Linked DNA regions of Mus musculus: regions 1 and 2 are each linked to region 3. Evidence: chromatin contacts called from ENCODE POLR2A ChIA-PET data. All regions are on one chromosome and are shown on one strand. The core of a region is the stretch at or near the end of the contact, and the rest is flanking DNA. Distances in the headings are between cores, read along the strand shown.

Region 1 (3,728 bases), core at 113-2,612, 120 kb before region 3:
CTGCCTACTTCTACCTCTTTGTCTGCTGGGTGGGATTAAAGGCCATACACCACAATACCCAGGCCAGGGCATTAGTTTTATGTTTTTAGAGAGGGTTTTTCTATGTAGACCAGGCTGGCCTTGAATTCACAGAGATCTTCCTGCGTGTGCCACCACCACTCCTGGCTTACTTAGGGCTTACTTAGGAAGAAGATCTTCACACTATAGACTTTTGATTATTTTGTTTTCCAAGACAGGGTCTCTCTGCAGAGCCCTGGCTGCTGAACTGTCGTTTTTGAGCTAACTTTGGGGAAAACATACAGCATTTCCTTATTACTGTCTATAGGTCTGCCAAAGTCCATACCCACGTGTTAGGCTGTAATGGGGACAGGAACAGTGCGAGTCTCTCTGTGCCCTGCTTTATAAAGAGAGGAGGCTCTCAAAGGCCTTGGAGTGGCTTTAACTAAGGTCATATAACAGAGGCAGAATGTGAACTCCTGTTTACTTTTGGTGCTTCCCAGAATCCTGGGTAACACAATTACTCACCTCCATTCAATTTCCCCTCAAGGAAGAAATTTTAAATGTATTCTGTACGGAGCCTAAACTGGTGTTTCTGGTCCAGCAACTGCCTGGCTCAATTAAACACATTTGTGCTTGCTTCAGCTAACCAAAGGTCACCTAACTTCCAGACCTTGAAATAGAGGCACTGGGCTAAGAACGCTACAAGCCAACCTGTCCCCTAGATAGAGTAACGCACTGCAGATAATCAGGGTTGTACTAGTAAATCAAAAGCAGTGATTACAGACAAACCTCGGAAGCTTCGTTAACATGTATAAACCAAGGGGTTCCATCCCAGCACCACATGAACCGAGAGCGATAGCTCTTACTGGTGAGGTGGAGGCAGAACCATTAGAAGTTCAAGGTCATCCTTGGCTACACATCAAGTTCGAGGACAGCATGTGTGACACTCACACCTCAAACAAAACAAAAAGAAACAATCGCAAAGATTAGAAATTACATACCTTGTATTAGGAGCGTGGATTTTGTGAAAAGGTTCCAACCCTTGGTGCAGGGTGGCCTCCAGTTCACTTGGTTTCGGGAGCTGGCCGTAAACGTCTGTTCCTCCGGTCTTTATGAAAGGGACTAAACGCGTTGTGGTGGCGCACGCCTTTAATCCCAGCACTAGGGAGGCAGAGGCAAGTGGATCGCCGAATTCCTGGAGAGCGCGCGGAAAGTGACCACAGCAACACCTCCAGCCGGAACCCCGCAGCGGGCTGTCCTAACAGCCCAGCACGTGCTCCGGGAACCAGCCTCCCCACCACGTGACACACCACGTCCGGGGGAAACCCAAACTTGGCGCGCAGAGGCCGGAGCTCCACTAAACTCTCCCCAGCGCAGCCTGGTCCCGCCCCGCCCCTACAGCGGCCCAATCAGTGGGAGCATCCAGGTAGAGCCCGCCCCCAGCTGCCCACGCGCGATTCGCCCGCGCTCAGAGCAGGGCAAAGCCTGACGGAAAAAAAAAAAAAAAAAAAGAGCTCTGAACTGGAGGGGGTGGGAAGGAGGAGGGGACTGGGCGGTTCCTTACCTTGGGACCTGGGACTTTTGGGCAGTATTGCTGATTGTAGGAGTGTTTTGTGATCCAGAAGACCTGGATAGGATTGGGGATCGAGCCTGGTTCGGGTTCAGTTTCCAGTAACTAATGCACAAGTGTCCAGGGGATCTGCCTCCAGAGTTCTAGGATTAAAAGTATGTGCTACCATGCCTGACATAAATAGATCTTTTTTTTTTTTTTTTTTTTTGGTTTTTTGAGACAGGGTTTTTCTGTCTAGCCCTGGCTGTCCTGGAACTCGCTCTGTAGACCAGGCTGGCCTCGAACTCAGAAATCCACCTGCCTCTGCCTCCCAAGTGCTGGATTAAAGGCGTGCGCCACCACCGCGGGTCCTGGTGTCAGCCCACAGTAATCCCTATCTCAAATAAATAAGTAAACAAAAAAACAAACAAGACAAACAAAAACCCAGCTGGCATGACCAGAACTCTACAGGCTTTGGCAGAGGGATCTTGAGACAGAGGGCAACCTGACTAAATACCAAGATTCAGGCTAGCTGGCTGTCTCAAATATTAAAATGAGGCTGGCTGTGTGGCTCGGTGTTAGAGAGCCTGCTTAGCCTAAACAAGAGTTTGCGTTGTTTGTGTTACACACGCTAGTAAAAACGAATGAAGCAAATCATATTGCCATGGGGCTAGAGAGATGGATCAGTGGTTAAGAGCATTTGTTGCTTTTGCCGAGGTCCTGAGTTCAATTCCCAGTACCCACATGGGTGGCTCACAACCATTTATACCTTCAGTTCCAGGGGCTCTGATGCACACTTCTGACCTCTGTGGCCAATGCATGCATGTGGTACACACATACATGCAGACAAACACTTGCATATATAAATAAAATAAATTTTTAAATATATATTATTGCCATGTGTGCATAAAAATATAAAAATACATTGTTTAGTAACAAAATTAATTTAAAATGATAAGATTTAAAAAATCATTTTAGAGTCAGGAGGTAGTAGTGCAGCCTTTAGTCCCAGCCCTCAGAAGGCAGAGGCAGGCAAAAGGGTGTTAAATCCCCTAGAACTGGAGTTATAGTTGGCTGTGAACCACCACAAGGGTTCAGAGAACAGAACCTTGGCCCTCTGCAAGAGCAGCAGTGCTCTTACCCACTGAGCCATCTCTCCAGCCCCTAATTTAAAAAAAAATAGATTTAAATAATAAAAATAAAAACAAAACCCCACAGGGCTGGAGAGATGGCTCAGCAGTTAAGAGCACTGCTGCTCTTCCAGAGGACCTGGGTTCAATTCCCAACACTCACATGGCAGCTCACAACAATCCGTACTCCAGTTCCAGGGGATTTAGCACCTTCGTATACATACAGGTAAAGTGTAACTTTGACAATATGTTCTCATTCTCTGGCTGATTCTGACTTCACCTGTGTCTAACTTGTTCTCTCTCTGCAACCTGTCTCTCTCTAACTGTCCCAGCAAAACTGCCTCCTCCTCCTCCTTTTTCTTTTCTCTCTGTGCTGTTCTCTCTTAAGTACCTGTATTAGTCAGGGTTCTCTAGAGTCACAGAACTTATGGGTAGTCTTTGATGACTTAGAATCTGAAGTCCAACTCCCCAACAATGGTCAACAGCAGCTGTGATTGGAAGTCCAAGGATCTAGCAGTTGCTCAGTCCCACAAGGCAAGCAGGCAAAGAAGACTGAATCTTCCTTCTTCCAATATCCTTATGTAGGCTTCCAGCAGAAAGTTGTGTCCCAGATTAAAGGGGTAAACCACCACCCCTGAATCTTGGACTTCCTTGTCCCAGGCTGACCTTGAACTCAGAGATCTCCTTGCCTCAGTCTCCAGGGATTAAAGCCATGTACTACCTTGCCTGAGCCTAAGCTTCTCATGGCCACTATGCCTCAAGATCTCCATGCCAAAGATCCAGGTCAGAAATATGTGTCTTTCAGTCTCAAGATCTGGATCACAGGTGAGCCTTCCAATTCTGGAGTGTAGTTCATTCCAGATATAGTCAATTTGACAAATAGGAATAGCCACTAGAGTATCCTCTCTTTTCTTTCTGTTCTTATGAGAGTTGGGAATATCCTATTTTGTCAAATCTTTCTCTGTTTCATCACTTTGTTTGTCACTCAATTAGACATCACTTTCAAACATGGGTTCTTTCTACAAACTAACTTTACTGAAAATACCCTG
Region 2 (4,262 bases), core at 372-2,871, 100 kb before region 3:
CCTTGGACAATACTTTGGCAGGATAATCTTATGCCTTTTTGCTATTGGCAGATGGATGTGGAAGTCTGTAAATTCCACTTGTCCTTCACTGACACCTAGAGGAACTCTTTGTTACTATTTGGTACAAATGGAAGTCCAGACTTCTAATAAGTCTCCATTGACACTGGGAGGGGAAAGAGTGTTTAGTTATTGCTCTCTGCATGGCCTCTTTTCACACGTGGGAAGTGGTCTTGTCAGTGAGGGATGGAATTCCGACTCAACTCTCTACTTGGCTTCAGCTTACACAGAGAAGGGTGTGTGTCTGTGTGACTCCTTACACTTAAGTGGGGGTGGAAAGAGGAGGCTAGAGAGAATGGAGGAGAGTATGCCCAAAGTACATTATAAACTTGCATGAAATATCTTTATGCAAGCTCCTCTCATCTACAATAAACAGTCAATAATGAACATACAATAAATTTGCTGAGCAATAGTGGCTCATGCCCTTAATCCCATCACTCAGAAGGCAGAGGCAGGCAGATCTCTGAGGCCAGCCTGGTCTACAGGGTAAATTCCAGGACAACTGGGACTACACAGAGAGACCCTGTCTTGAAAAACTAAGATAATAATTTTTTCTGCAAACTTTGTATCTTTTGAAATAAAATTTATTTCCAGCTATATGTATTACAAATTGTATTGCTTATACACTCTCTTGTGTTGTTGACGTTGTTGTTATAATTATTATCTTGAGACAAGGTCTCTCTCTGTAGTCCTGGGTGTCCTGAAACTCGCGATGTAGACCAGGCTAGTCTTGAACTCACAGCACTTGGAAGGCAGAGGCTGGCAGATCTCTGTGAGTTCGAGGTCAGCCTGGTGTAAAGAACGAGTTCCAAGACAGCCAAGGCTACATAAAGAAAGCACTGGTCTCAAAAACCCAAAAAGAGGCGGGGTGAGGGGGAGAAAGAAAGAAAGAAAAAGAATAAAGAAAGTTCCTAGACTTAGCACTATTAATAGTATTAATATTACATGTAATAGTGACATATATGTATGTATATATATGTATATATGTACACATATGTATTTATGTATATATGTATGTATGTATATAATGTATGTATGTAATATATATATATACATATATATATATATATATATATATATATATATATATATATAATAGTAATACTAGAATAGTACGTTCCTAGTTGTGTTAAATGTGGCTCCTTGTTGGAAGGAAAAGTGACTACTTATGTGTAGGTCTGTTTCTAACCTCCTTAAAAAACAAAAACAAAAACCGAGCCCCCTCTCCCCATCTTTGTAACAACATCACATCGCCGTTTATAATAATCTTGGCAACTGTAGCATTTATTTTTGCTTTTTGAAGCAGTGTCATGCAGCCTAGCCCAAAGGGGACCTTGTATTCCTGAGCTGCCTCCCTTCATTTCTCAAGTACTCGGATAACAGCCATATGCCATCAAACTCAGCTTTGCAGAGCAAGTTCAGTTTTTTCTGAAAACCGATGGAACCCAAACCACTACTTAGAATTTTCCTCCGGAAGATTTACGGTATAGGACTTAAGCAGACTGACGTCATTTAGACCGCAAAGGCTAAACTCTACCTCTGTTGGGCGCATCTTCAGAGCGCATGTGCTTCCCGAGTATTGTGATTGGACGGAACCAAGCTGCATTTCGTCAATTCCGAGGCGGGAGCATGAAGTTGATTGACCATGATCTCTCCGTCCTTTAGGTAAAGGCTAGGGATGTTGCAACCTCTTGGTGAGTGGAAATGAGGACGGTGTCCTGTCTAAAGCGGAGGCGCGGGGTACATCTGCTTTAAGTGACTGAGTGAGGCTGAGCACGTTCTGGGGAGGCTGTGGATCCTGATAGCTTCCGGTTCCCCGCGGCGCCCCACAGTGAAGGAAGCAGGGTTCAGGCACTCCGCCCCGGCACGCTCATCGCGGAGATCACCTGGTCTCTGTGTGTGCGTTTCAGGGTCTGGAGCCTAGAGCGCGCAAGGTCGCGTGTGCATAGCTACTGTGGCATGACCCCAGTGGCACTCCTGCCCGGGGATGGTTAGGAGATCTGGGTTTTCGGAAAGGGCGAGCAAGATTCTGACTTTGGAACATCCATGAGAACAGCTTTCTTAGATTAGACACTTCCAACCCTAACTGTGCCGGTTAGCAGGTGCAACTGTGGGTGGATGCCTTAAACATTCAGCGACCGTTTCTTCAGTTAAAACTTTAGAAATATGGCAGTAGTGAAGAGTAAATAAGTTTTTGCTTGCAAGGGCTTAGCTAGTGGCTACATGTACTCAACACATGGTACTCATACATTACTCTCAGTTCATTAGCCTTTAGTATAGTGATTTGAGAGTTAATACATACGCCTTTCCACACAAACACTTGCACTAGCTCTCAGGTGGGTATTTACTTTTGTTATTTTTCCTTTTTATGCGATATTTTATTAAATGTCTTTACAGGACAACAGCCAGCCTCCAGACACAGCTGCTAAGACCCTGTAGGCACTGACTGGGACATGTTAGTTGGCTCTGGCTTCCCACCTTTTTGTTCTGAGATGGTGGTGGTGGGCAGGATCTCATGTTTGGGATCCAGGATGCTCACATGGTCAAGCAGAGGGTTGAAGGGCTGACCTTAACACTTGGGTGCCAGGGCAGCATGATCTTTAGTGCCCAGCACATCCTGTCTGAGCAATACACAGTGCAGGCAATGTCAATACAGTAACTAAAAGAGTCTCCACTGTGCATATCCACAGCCTTCATTGGCCCTCTGTCCTTAGAGCTTCCCATAACCCACAGCCTTGGAAGCCCTTGGCCCCACTGTAGCTGTCTTTAGATACACCAGAAGAGGGCATCAGATCACATTACGGATGGTTGTGAGCCACCATGTGGTTGCTGGGAATTGAACTCAGGACCTTCGGAAGAGCAGTCAGTGCTCTTAACTAATGAGACATCTCTCCAGCCCCGTACTTACTACTTTTAGTGGAATTGCCTGTAAAGACTTTTCAGTCTTGTAACCCTGTAGGGGTAGTGGAAAGCTTTAGAGAAGTAGCAGGTGGCAAGGGACCCCTTAGTGATAAGGTTTGAATTAGGCATCAAGACCTACTTGTTTTAGAAGTGCAGGAAGGGAAACTAACTGGAGTACCCACCACTATCTGTCTATTGTAGATACCCACTTTCCTCATCACAGCAGAGTATGAAGTCAGTAGTAGTATCTCTACATTTCGGAAGAGTCCTGGAAGCTTAGCTGCAGCAAATTAATGAGGGGAGGCAGGCTTTTAGATACATTCCTCTATGCAAAAGCCATGCTCATCCAGGGAACCAAGATTGCCTTTGAGTTGGTCATTGTAAGAGAAATTATTGAAAGATTGTTACAAGTCCTGTGCACCCGCTTAGTATGGAGGCCCAGGTTCCTCCTCAAACCCTAGTGCCAGGCACTTGGGGGGGATGCTGGTAGTTGCAATTACTCCCCAGGCAGGAGGTCACAAGGTCAGGAGCTGGAGGCCAGACCCAGGTAGACTTACTTTTTTTTGGAAGATACAAAATGTCTATTCACTCTAGCTAGAGAGCAAGTTCATCCAAGTCTAGCTTGGTAAATGGGTGAGTTTATTAAGGTGACTGGGTGAGGAATTACATAGAAGAAACGTAATTCAAAGGCGTCTGCATCCCTGAAATGCCCGTCTCAGAATGGGAGCTACATTATTGGTTTCTGTTCACCTTGCAGGCAGCTCCACCACTGAACAGCCTTCTCTGTCAGCAATCATTTGCTCTCTGACCTCTCCTCAGCATGGTGTTTATTCATACAGCTGTCAGGACCGGCAGGCCTTGTTGAGTCTTGAAAGTTTTACGAACTTTCAGACTTAGAAATTTCTTATTTTATGAGCCGGGTGACCCTTCCTTGCTTGTTTAATTTTTCCTTTCCAACATTAAGAGTTCGTTTGGGATCATTTATTTTTATTCTAGTACATGGATTAGCAGGTTAAGTAGACTTTTCCTTATAGAGAACAGACTGTGAGAAACTACTTGCTATAGTGGAAAGAATCTTTGCTCAGTTTTTTGTTTTTTTTTGTTTTTTTTTTGTTTTTTTTCCCTGAGGGGGCTGGAGAGATGGCTCAGTGATTAAGGACACTGACTGCTCCTCCAGAGGACCCAGGTTCAAATTTTAGCACATAAATTTTGGCAGCACATAAGGATACCCCTAAGATCTCACACTCTCACATAGATATACATGTAGGCAAAATAAATGCACATAAAATAACGGTGAAAAGAAA
Region 3 (3,748 bases), core at 538-3,037:
AGAGCAGCGTTGTGTCTGTTTTGTTCGTCGTTGATCCCACAATGCTACATCCACAGTGTGTGCTCAACCAGTGAGTTGCTCCCCACACACTAGGTTTGGACCACCCCCTTTCTTCAACTCACAGTCACATGCTAACACAGGCTGAACCCTTCCCATCCCCAACCTCAGCTTTCCTTAGAGGGGTCTGCTCTCCCGGGAGTCAGAGTAAGAGATGGCCTGCTGGGATCTGAGTCTAGTGCTCTGGCCAGTTTCTGAGTGGTCATGAACTTCCCCCAGCTAACTGTGACACTTAGGGACAGGAGGGTAACAGATGCTGTTGGCAGAGGTGGCCAGAGAGAAAAAGTCTTCCATCATGCCCCTCATTCCAGCAGCTGACTGGCTTGCTGGTGCAGCCTAGCCTGGCTTCCTGAGCAGGTCTCCACTCCCTGCCCTGGCCTTTCTGTTTCTTCCAAGGATGGTCTCTTACCTCTCTTTCTGATGACTAGTCCAGGAAGGTCACCTTCTTTGACCCCACCCAGGTGAGGCAGGGCCTCTTAGGACTCTTGTATCTATTTATAGCACCCCACATGGAGTCTGTGATCCCTGGGCTGTTTGTCAAGTTCTCTGACTAACCCATTAAACTCCTCCTGTTTGAGGGCCTTGTCTGAGTCACCCTGGTGCCCAAGAGCCTGGCACGGGACTAGTCACTTTACCCATGTCTGTGGCATGCTTTTCCTACTTCCTCTGTTCATTCCTTAAATATTTCTTAGGCACCTACTATGTGCATGGCTCTGGGCTAAGCCTTGGGATTCAGCAGAGGATGAGACATTCAGGATTCCTAATGGGGAGGGGCACGTGGCACGGGAGGAGGGCTGCGGTAGAAATCAAATATGCAAGCCAGGCATTCGGGGCCTGAGTGTTGGCCAGAGAGCTAAGACTTACTCCAGCTCCGACTGACTCCTTGACCTTGTGCTTCTTGCCCTCACTAGACCTGACTTTCCAATCGACCCCAGAGATTCCTGGTTAGTGTGAGGACAGAGGCTCAGCGACCGACGGCCGAGATGGAACCCCAGTCAAGGCTGGCAAAAGGTATTTCAGTGTTTGGAATGACACTTTGTTTAATCGGAGACTACTCCCCAGCCCGGAGAGTGGAGCTGCTATAATGTTACAACCAGTTACTTTGTCACTAGGCAAAGGTTAGCCACTGAATTCCCCGCTCCCTAGGTGCTGGCGTGCCAGGTGCTTGTAGAGGCTGGACTTAAACGCGTGCTCGTTCAGCAAGGCGCAGTAAACTCTTTCCCACAGTCGGTGAACACTCACCTGGCACGCGCCCGCCGTGGGATCGCTCTTTTCCTGCTGCCCTAGGAGGCAAGCCGGTGGTCGCCGCTCTCTTCAGGGGAGCACATGGACGCTCATCCTCGGTATGGCTCAGCCATTTAGGAGTCTAGTCTCACTCAGGGAACACTTTTAACCCCACGGAGCACATCGGCCCTGCCCTGCCCCCCTAGAGATCTTGGGATTTTCCAGATTGCGACCCGCACACGCTGTGCCATAGGGGGGCACAGGCTGGGGCACCCAGGACCACGCCAGCACAATCCCCCGAGTGGGTAGGGCAGTCATCTAGACGGCAAGAGGGCGGAGCCGAGCTGTACTAAGGGGAAAGCTGGGTTGGATTCCGGCTCTTGGAGGGTGGGGTTTGTGCGTGACAGTCCGGGCGGCGTCTGATAGGCTGGGGCCTTTTCAGGCGGGCCAATCAGTACGATGGGCGGGGCCTGCGTGGCGCCGTCGGCAGGCGTCCGGCGCTGCCCAGTGTGGCTTTGGCGCCGCCCGCCTCGGACGCTTGGAACCGTCGCGTCTGTGTCGCCTGTCGCCCATCGCCTGCCGCCGCTGCCAGCCACCAGCAGCCATGAGCGCGCCCGGCCCCGGTGTAGTCTGCTGTCCTCTAGATTAGTGCTCTCCGCCGCGACGGTCCGCAGCATGGAGTCGCCCGCCGCGAGCCCGCCGGCCAGCTTGCCTCAGACCAAAGGTAGGCTCTCCCGCCCTGTTGCGCGGCCCGTGCCACATTCAATTTGAGTCCGCCCGTGATCCTGGGCTCCCTTCCGGGCTGGGCACAGACGTCTGCACTCCAACCCAGGACTGGGTCCAGCCCAAGCCCGGGACCTCACGGGACCTTATTGGAATCCGGATCTTAGGCCGTGGGACTTCACCCAGGCAGGACCTAGTTCTCGCTCCACTCCCAAGTCTGTAGCCTCACCGTGAGCTCCTCATTTAGGCTTCCGGGCTTCATCCTGGACTCAGGGATTTCAGTGATCCCTGCTAGAGGGTCTTTGGGCTGCTCTAGCCCTCTCAGGCCAGGCTCTTGGATTTTGTCCAGGCTGGAATTTACTCTGGGCCCCAGGGCTGTGTTCCCAATGCCGGAAACCTGTCTACTCAGAGCTCCTCCACTCTTCCAACTCCTTCCATCCTTGTGAATCCTCCTTTGCCCCATGTCTTGCTGGCCTGCTCACTGGCTGCCTGCACTCCTCCCTAAGGCTGTCCCTGTAGAACTTCCTGGCGTCTCCACTTCGCAGCTCTGCCCATGCTACCTGCTACTCAGTTGCAGTCTTCTCACTGAGTTTCCCGAGCTGACCGATTCTTGCACCTAGTGTTTCTTAGTCTGCTCTTAGACGTGCTGTTTGGTCCTTGGGCTAGCAGCAGGCCAGGGGCTGGCTGTGCAAAGCTTGTCCTTCTCCAATTAACTGTCTTTCCTGGAAATTTCTGTGAGGTGGCAGTGGTGCTGCGTGGGCTGCAGCAGCAGCATTTGTCATGGGAAGTGAGGGGGACAAGATTTGGAGGTCAGAATGCTTTTTTTTTTTCTCCAGGAAGAGAGAAGGATGTTTTTTTTTGACATGTCAGAGACTCAGTAGGGTTGATCTGCAGAAAAGATTTCCAAGCTGGACCTGGAGATATGAATGGGTTGACCCTCTGAATTCTGAACTGCTTCACCTGGCTAGTCTCTGGGCATGTCTAGGACTTATTAATGAAATGGATATTAGGGGCGTGATGTGAGATTGAATGTAGAGTGGTTTGAAGCAAGCACGTCTGAGATGATCGAGAACCCAGCATAGCGCCCAGCACATAGTAGGTACCCAGGGGCAAATAGTTGTTGCACTTCCTTGACTATCTCCAGCTTTCCTGCTGCAACGCTGGGCCCAGTTTTGGATTGCAGCTGCAGAGCACAGAGGACAGGGATGGCGGGCACCTAAGAGGGTACTTGTGCAGTGGTGGCCTTCTCTCCTTCTGACCTAGGAAACCTCAACCTCAGGAGTCCTGGTCCTGGTCAGGTTGTCCTGAGCAGGCGGGGGCCTTTTGGGTCCCCTACAGCTGGCTTCCATGGCCCTGCAGGAGCCTAGTGGACGGGGTAATTGCATCTTACATAAGTGGGAGGCCAGATCCCTGACCATTGCCCAACTTCTGTGAGTAACTAGGGAGGCACTTATTGGGGGAGGTGGCTGGGGAGGACCTTGCAGTGCAGACCTCGTGGAACTTGAGAACCAGGAAATTAGATGCTGCTCCACTCAGGAAGGGTTTGGAAGCAGTGTTTGTTTTGGAGGCATTTCAGCTCTTCCAGGCAAGAGATGCCTCACCAAAATAAAAGTTGCAGTTGCAGATCACAGCCGGAGAGATTGTGAGTGATAGGGAGAGACCATGGGCTTTCATGTGCTTGGTGACTTGAGGCCTGGCACTGGACGTTCCGGGCCTCTCTTCTGAGTGTGAGTTTGCAGATTGT

The links. ChIA-PET counts read pairs that join two places held with the same protein, here RNA polymerase II (POLR2A).
Region 1: POLR2A ChIA-PET joins it to region 3 with 10 read pairs in embryonic stem cell. The contact joins the promoter of Shmt1 here to the promoter of Map2k3 in region 3. POLR2A ChIA-PET finds 5 or more read pairs at or near these places in 3 of 5 experiments (Patski and embryonic stem cell).
Region 2: POLR2A ChIA-PET joins it to region 3 with 10 read pairs in embryonic stem cell. The contact joins the promoter of Dhrs7b here to the promoter of Map2k3 in region 3. POLR2A ChIA-PET finds 5 or more read pairs at or near these places in 2 of 5 experiments (Patski and embryonic stem cell).

The regions. Positions count from the first base shown.
Region 1 is chr11:60,809,903-60,813,630 of GRCm38, forward strand. Shmt1 (serine hydroxymethyltransferase 1 (soluble)) reads right to left here and starts at 1,363. Exons shown (of 12, transcript NM_009171.2): 1 at 1,002-1,363.
Region 2 is chr11:60,829,010-60,833,271 of GRCm38, forward strand. Dhrs7b (dehydrogenase/reductase (SDR family) member 7B) reads left to right here and starts at 1,622. Exons shown (of 7, transcript NM_145428.2): 1 at 1,622-1,722. The coding sequence starts at 1,703.
Region 3 is chr11:60,930,267-60,934,014 of GRCm38, forward strand. It overlaps Map2k3 (mitogen-activated protein kinase kinase 3), which reads left to right and starts at 1,788. Exons shown (of 12, transcript NM_008928.5): 1 at 1,788-2,005. The coding sequence starts at 1,957. Map2k3os (mitogen-activated protein kinase kinase 3, opposite strand) reads right to left here and starts at 1,601. Exons shown (of 2, transcript NR_027800.1): 1 at 1,300-1,601.